2 separate regions of the Mus musculus genome follow, and region 1 is linked to region 2. Evidence: chromatin contacts called from ENCODE Hi-C or POLR2A ChIA-PET data. All regions are on one chromosome and are shown on one strand. Each heading gives the region's core, a stretch centred on a gene start or an enhancer-like site at or near the end of the contact. The rest is flanking DNA. Distances are from core to core; before and after follow the strand shown.

Region 1 (3,284 bases), core at 673-3,172, 89 kb before region 2:
ACTCTGTGTGAGGTTTTTGTTCCTTAAAAGCTCCCTGACCCTGATTCATCGTAGCACATTCTTTGTGAACTGCAGTCACATTTCTTACAATTACCCAAGGTAGTTTGGTTTTCAGCATTGGGAGCTACAGCCTTGGTCTCTGTAGAGTGCTTAGCTAATGATGACTATCGAACAGAAGGCAATCTGCAGTTTTAAATGAATGCATCTGAAAACTTTTGAGAAAGTGTTGAGTCTATTTAAGAACAAGGAGCTCACATGATAGCTGGCCAGCTTCACCCCTCACATTTACTAGGTATGAGCAAATTGCCTCACAGGAGGAATACATATAATAGTACTGGGCTTGATAGGGCACTTTTCTTCACAGAGCTTATGTTCTCTCGGTGCAGAGTAACCAGCCCCACTTGGAACCATGCATACATCCCATTATAGCTGAGGAAATAGTCCGGCAGTGGTGACCAAGGGTGAAAAGCGAATGAGACAAGTGAACAGCTGCTCAGGGGTCTCCCAGGGTGGCACTGCTGGGGAGCAGGTGGAGCGCTGTTGAAATCCAGGGCAAATGGTTTGAACAGCTGCCTCCGCCCTTCCTCCTGTCATGGGAGACTACTGAGAAAATGAGATTGACCACGGGATCAAATCATAATGTTACAGAAGTGGAGGGGGCCAGGTTCATGACGAGGTGACATTTTCTTTCTGGCAGTGCTAGACACAGTGCTGGACTTTGAACATGTTAGGCGTGAACATGTGGTGTGACTGAAATTGGTCTGCATAGACTCATAAGGAGTGGCATTATTGGAGGTATGGCCTTGTTGGAGAAACTGTGAATAGGGCTTTGAGGTTTCAAATGCTCAAGCCAAGCCCAGTGGTACTGTTTCTTCCTGTTACCTGCTAAACAGATGTAGAACTCTCAGCCACTTTTCCAGCACTGTGTCTGCCTGAGTGCCACCATGCTTCTCACCACTATGACAATTGTCTAAGGCACTGAACCTGTAAGCCAGCCCCAGATAAGTGTTGTCCTTTATAAGAGTTGCTGTGGCCATGGTGTCTCTTCAGAGCCATACAACACTGAGTAAGACACTGGGTAAGTGTTCTCTGTCCGTATCCCTAGTTGGCTTCTTATTCTTCCTCCTCCCAGGCACTCACCAGATTCAGGTGCAGAAAGGTTCATATGGGAGTCCCAAAGCACAGCTTTGTTCCCAGCTCTCGTTTTGGCACAGTCATTGCTGTTAAAAGCAAGCCTATGGTTTGGTGTGGGCCATGTGCCTCCTGGACTGCCCCGTGGCCCTGGGAAACAGGCGATGAATGATTCCCATACCCACTGTGTGTTCAGAGCCTACCCTGCAGCCCCTGAGGAGGGCAGAACTGCATGGCAGCACCCAGGGAAAGAACAGCCTGGCTCAGGCACCAGAAGCAGATACTCTCAGGAGAAAATCAACTTTTCTGATATTTGTACTCAGCTCCTCCAAGAGGCTTTCCCAACACTCTTTCTCCCAATCCAAGGTGTGCACAATTAGGAAGAAACTACAGGGTGATATCCTGAGGACACCAGGAAAACTAGAGCCCAGGCTCTGTACCACCTTCCTTCCTATCCAGGATTGCTGAGAGGCCTTCTCCTCACCCTTGAACCGGCATCCTTTCTCCTTGCCCTCTACAGAAGATCAGCAAGTCATATTAGATAACTTGAACCTGACCACATTAACTTCAATACATTTTCAGCAGTTCTACTTTTTGAGTCTCATTCCAAAGTCCAGGGGGAAATGTCTGCGTGAAACTCTCAGGCACGAGTAATAATACAGTGTTGTTATAATTAGTGCAACAGGGAGGGAGGGAGTCATGCCAGCCCTGGGCAGGGCTCTGGTGGGCTGTGTGGGAGGCAACTGTCAACAGCTGTGGAGGAAAGCCTGTTTATTGTCAGCAGCCAGGAACAGAGAATCAGACAGACTCGGTCTCCAGATCACACCCACCCAGCTGCAGACAGCGGCTGTTGCTGCAGACATTGCATCCAACTGCAGGGTCTTTACTTGGGGATAACTCAGCCCACAAGGAAACAAAGGACGCCACCAAACAGCTGGGCAACTTCCCAGGGGGCCAGACAACCACACATTACCATCACAAAAGTACAGCATAGAATGCCCACTCCCACAGATGAAATCAAGCACCCAGAGCCAGCTCGAACTCCACACGTGTTCACGTGCAGCCATTTTGTGAATGGTTACATTCACCCAACACACACTGCAAACCTCTAGTGTGGGGCTGGAGACAAGGCAAGCACCAAGACCCCTGCTCTCATTGAGTTTACAGGAAAGTTAACTGCAATTAGATTGGTTATCATGTCACAAATGTTAGGGAAAGGTCCAGGAACCATGCACTCAAACAAAATCTAAAATGACAAGAAATAAGTACCTGATAGTGAACGACCACTGAGGGATACTGTGAAGTCCATGCTATTAGGGTCTCAGAAGATGCCAGCCTCAGGCCATCTCATCTTCTTCCTTTTAGCCTTCAGTCAACATCTGCCCATCTGGCTCATGTTCTAATTCATTCTCAGTCTCTGGAGCAGAAAAGTCTGAGAAAAAATAATTATAACCAGAGAGTCCATCAAAGTACCCAGAATACCTTGGGAAGTATGATAAACCCACTCATGCAATGGGGCCAGGGTAATTGTACTTTGACTGTTGATCCTTAGCTTGGCTCTTCCCTTCACAATGATATTCATAAGGAATCTCTCCTGAGGGAGGTCCAGCCCTCTTTGATCTTTATATCAACAGGGTTTTGGTTAGGCACTCTCAACCCCTAGTGTTCTGCAAACTTATTTCTTTTTTTTGGTTTTTTGTTTGTTTTTTTTTTTTTCCGAGACAGGATTTCTCTGTGTAGCCCTGGCTGTCCTGAAACTCACTCTGTAGACCAGGCTGGCCTTGAACTCAGAAATCCGCCTGCCTCTGCCTCCAGAGTGCTGGGATTAAAGGTGTGTGCCACCACGCCCGGCGCAAACTTATTTCTAAGGAGACTAAAAATATATCTTTGTCCCTCAGAAGGGGCACCAAATGATATATGTACCAAAGTACAGTTTCTCCAAAATTCAACTTGGAAAACCAATGACTTTATTAGGCTTACTCACAGAGCATGGGTAAGGGGTCATTTACAGTACATGGGGGCTACTTACTGCCCCTAGAGCAGTCACACTACTGAAAGTTTCCACCAGCACAGATGGCTACTCCCCCATAGCTGCGTAGATAGAATCTTCAGTTAGCTCTCTAGTACCTCCCCAAACCATGTGTGGATGGGGC
Region 2 (3,600 bases), core at 220-2,719:
TGTTGGATATCAATTCTAGGGCCTCACACATGCTCAGATAACCTTTAACCCCAAAGTAAAATATTTGAATGATGTGGAATAACACCATCACTTTTTGCTTTTCTGTTTATGTTCACATTCGTGTGGGTACATGTGTGGAGACAGGAGGATCACGTTATATTGAGTGTGTGTGTGGGTCTTCTTAATCAGTCTACCTTTTATTTTTAAATTTTTATTGCACTTCGTTAGTTCGGGGGTAGGGAGCGCTGTGAAAGTCTGAGGGCAACTTGCTAGAGTTGGTTTTCTCCACCAATTGAATCTCAAGGTTGATCAGATCTAGAGCAGATGTAAATTTTCTTTACTGATGGAGCCATCTGGAAGCCCCATCTTATTTTAAGAAATATGTATGTCATGTGTGGGTGTAGGGTCGTCGGCCCCCATCTCTCATTGAACCTGCTGGCCAATGAGGTCCAGGGAGTCTCCTGTCTCTGCTGGCCTACCATGTCACAGACTCCACCAAGCACACCAACCTTTTTAAAAAGTGGGTGCTTGAGTTCCAACCCAGGGTTCTGCATATCGAATATTAGCTACTGTGTCATCTCCTAGCCCTACATTTTTACTTTTCAAAATGTGTAATTTGGAGGCAGCAGAGCTAGTATATTAAAATGAGGAAAGAGCAAACAGAGATTATTAGGGAGTTACGGATCCTCGTTGTAAGAAAACGGAGCACGCCTACGCTTACGGATAGGGTGAAAAGACATTGAGAGGGTGCATTAGAAAGGGCACTGGGTTTGTGAGGTGGAGAAGGGACTGAGAGAAGGCACCAGCTTTTAACAGCTTCAAGTTTCCCCGAGGGCACATGCTCCTATTTTCTCCAGGATGGACACGCTCCACATTTAAACTTATAGTCGAAAACTAAACATTCTGCAGATTTTCTTATCGTATGTTTTTTAAAACGTGAAAAGATGAAAATTCCAATACATTTAACCGTTTCATACTAGGGAGGCGCGTGACGCTCAAAAGCTTCTTCCGATCGGATGAAGGGTAGCGGAAGGGACTACCGGGAGGGGCAGAAACCTGCACTTAGAAAGACTTCGACTATACCTTAGATGTGGCTAGCTCACTACGGTGTGACAGACACCTTCAGCCCCCAAATGCCTTTCTAGCCCTTAAGCCTTCCCTCCGGGGCATTTCCAGAGAGTCCCCACCCACGCGCAAATCATAGTGCCTCATCCCCTGAGTCCTCACCTGACTCTCTCCTAACCCTCACTCCACAGCTTAGACAGTGTAATCAGGTATCCGGGAAGTGTGGAAATGCATCCTGGGACAAGTAGTTCTAACAAGAAGAAAGCAGTGTAAAACTACAATTCCCAGATAGACTTGTTTTACCTCTCTCTTATGTTTCACAAGCCCCCTTTAAAGGAAAGCCTCTCTTAATCGCATCGGCTGTATAAGAAAGCCTTTTGAGGCATTTTTTTTAGTTGAGCACATCATTTCGAGGCCATTCTGAGGTAAACCGAGAAAAGAGCGTAAAGAAACCGAGCGAACGAGCAAATCTGGCACTGCGTTAGACAGCCGCGATTCCGCTGCAGCGCGCAGGCACGTGTGTGGCCGCCTAAGGGGCGGGTCCTTCGGCCAGGAGACCCCGTCGGCCACGCTCGGATCTTCCTTTCCGATCCGCCATCGTGGGTGAGTGTATGCTCTGTGGCCGCGCTCTGGCTAGTGGCGCTACGCGTCGCTCTCACGGGTGTCGTCGGATCTAATCCGTCTCTTTTCGAATGCAGGTGGAGCCGCCGCCACGATGCAGATCTTTGTGAAGACCCTTACGGGGAAAACCATCACGCTCGAGGTACGGGCCACCTTGCCGTTGAGGAAGCCAAGGCCTGACTGAGGCCCTTAGTGTTTGAGGGCGGGTTTCTGAGTTTTGAGTTGTGAAACTTGGCTTTGAGCTGAGATTATGGTGCTTAGCAAAAACAACGTTTGGTTTTCGGTGTGGTACGGTTTAGCCTGCTTTATCCCGAGTGGCGAAATGTAGGGTAGGTGATGGGAGACGCTTTTCTCCGGGCAGACGCGTTCCTGTGCTTCCCCCGCCGTCGCTCGCCCTGGTATGGGGACTAATTTGGATTGTAGCACTCTGGGTAGTTTGCACGCGGTGTCATCTTAATTGATTACCTTTAGCTCACCTCCTCCTTGCTCGTTTTGTATAAAGCTAGCAGTTAATGACTTACTATGTAACCGTATATTAACTACATATATCAAAACTTGGCAGGTTGAACCCTCGGACACTATAGAAAATGTAAAGGCCAAGATCCAGGATAAGGAAGGCAAGTAAAGTTTGTCACTAGAAAAATGACTGGCTTGTGTGACCTAGACACGTTTGTTCTTAAGGTAGAAAACAGATTAATAAATTTAGATGCTTTTGAAAGTAAAATATTCCTGACATTAGTGTCAGGCTATCTGATTAACTGGAAACTCTGCAGGACAAATCTTTTAAAAGTTAATCTAGAACTGTTTACTGAGTCACAAAGACGATAAAATGCTCAGGCTGGGCAATGGCCCAGTCCACACTTTAATCTCAACACTAAGGAGGTAGAGGCAGCCTGGTTACAGAGAAAGTTCCAGGGCTTTTACTCTTGGAAAAAGTTGCATCTAAGTCTGTGACCACTGTTAGCAATCATTTGATTCACAACAATGGGGAATGTACCTTGTTCTATTAAGCCCAGTATTTTTTCCTCTAATAGGAATTCCTCCTGATCAGCAGAGGCTGATCTTTGCTGGTAAGCAGCTGGAAGATGGCCGGACTTTGTCTGACTACAACATTCAAAAGGTTTGTTTGAGGGAAAACATGCAGAAAAAGGGATGATATTGAATCCACTAACACTTGCTGAGCACTGTAGCTGTTCCATGATTTTAAAATATGCGATGGTTGGTTGACCCTTTTTGTAGAGAGCAGTCTCCTGTAGCTCAGGGCCAACTTGAACTGGATTCCTGAGCCTCCTTAAAATTCCTAGTGCTGGAGTGACAGGCCCAACACCACCCAACTTTTTGACAGGCTGGAGTTAGACTTGTTGATGCTACAGTGCTGCTGTTTCATCTTCCACTAACAGGAGTCCACCCTTCATCTGGTGTTGAGACTTCGGGGTGGTGCTAAGAAAAGGAAGAAGAAGTCTTACACCACTCCCAAGAAGAACAAGCATAAGAGGAAGAAGGTTAAGTTGGCTGTGCTGAAATACTATAAGGTAAGTGTGGTGTTAGCAAAACATGGGTTCCACTTGGAATAAGATCTGAGCAACTAACTTTTGGAAGTACTTTTGGAGTTGAAAGTGAACTCCCCTTTGATATTTAAGTGAGTTTATAGAATTGGAAACAGGATTTTTAATTTGGAGAACTGACTTAAACCACTAAAAATTGGTACTGTGAGATCAATAGCTTGAGTCACTTAAATCAGGTTTCAGAATATGTTTTGTGAAATCATCTTACAGTAAATTCTTGTTTTGCAGGTGGATGAAAATGGCAAAATTAGCCGACTTCGTCGAGAGTGTCCTTCTGATGAATGTGGTGCTGGAGTTTTCATGGGAAGCCACTTTGACAGGCATTACTGTGGCAAGTGTTGTCTGACTT

The links. A loop is a pair of places that touch in the nucleus more often than their neighbours do. ChIA-PET counts read pairs that join two places held with the same protein, here RNA polymerase II (POLR2A).
Region 1: POLR2A ChIA-PET joins it to region 2 with 18 read pairs in embryonic stem cell. The contact joins the enhancer-like site here to the promoter of Rps27a in region 2. A Hi-C loop is called at or near these places in 1 of 37 maps with a recorded cell type or tissue (v-Abl transformed pro-B cells). POLR2A ChIA-PET finds 5 or more read pairs at or near these places in 4 of 5 experiments (Patski and embryonic stem cell).

The regions. Positions count from the first base shown.
Region 1 is chr11:29,635,714-29,638,997 of GRCm38, reverse strand. All of the region lies in intron 1 of Gm12092 (predicted gene 12092), which reads left to right. Among named protein-coding and RNA genes, the nearest start is that of Gm12092, 8.2 kb to the left of the region's middle. Within about 2 kb of position 1,922, at least 1 of the 3 ENCODE cell types and tissues checked has a DNase peak (open chromatin) inside an H3K27ac peak, as active enhancers do.
Region 2 is chr11:29,545,909-29,549,508 of GRCm38, reverse strand. It overlaps Rps27a (ribosomal protein S27A), which reads left to right and starts at 1,469. Exons shown (of 6, transcript NM_024277.2): 1 at 1,469-1,668; 2 at 1,764-1,828; 3 at 2,249-2,303; 4 at 2,721-2,806; 5 at 3,087-3,218; 6 at 3,480-3,600. The coding sequence starts at 1,781. It overlaps Clhc1 (clathrin heavy chain linker domain containing 1), which reads right to left and starts at 1,559. Exons shown (of 12, transcript NM_028504.1): 1 at 1,369-1,559.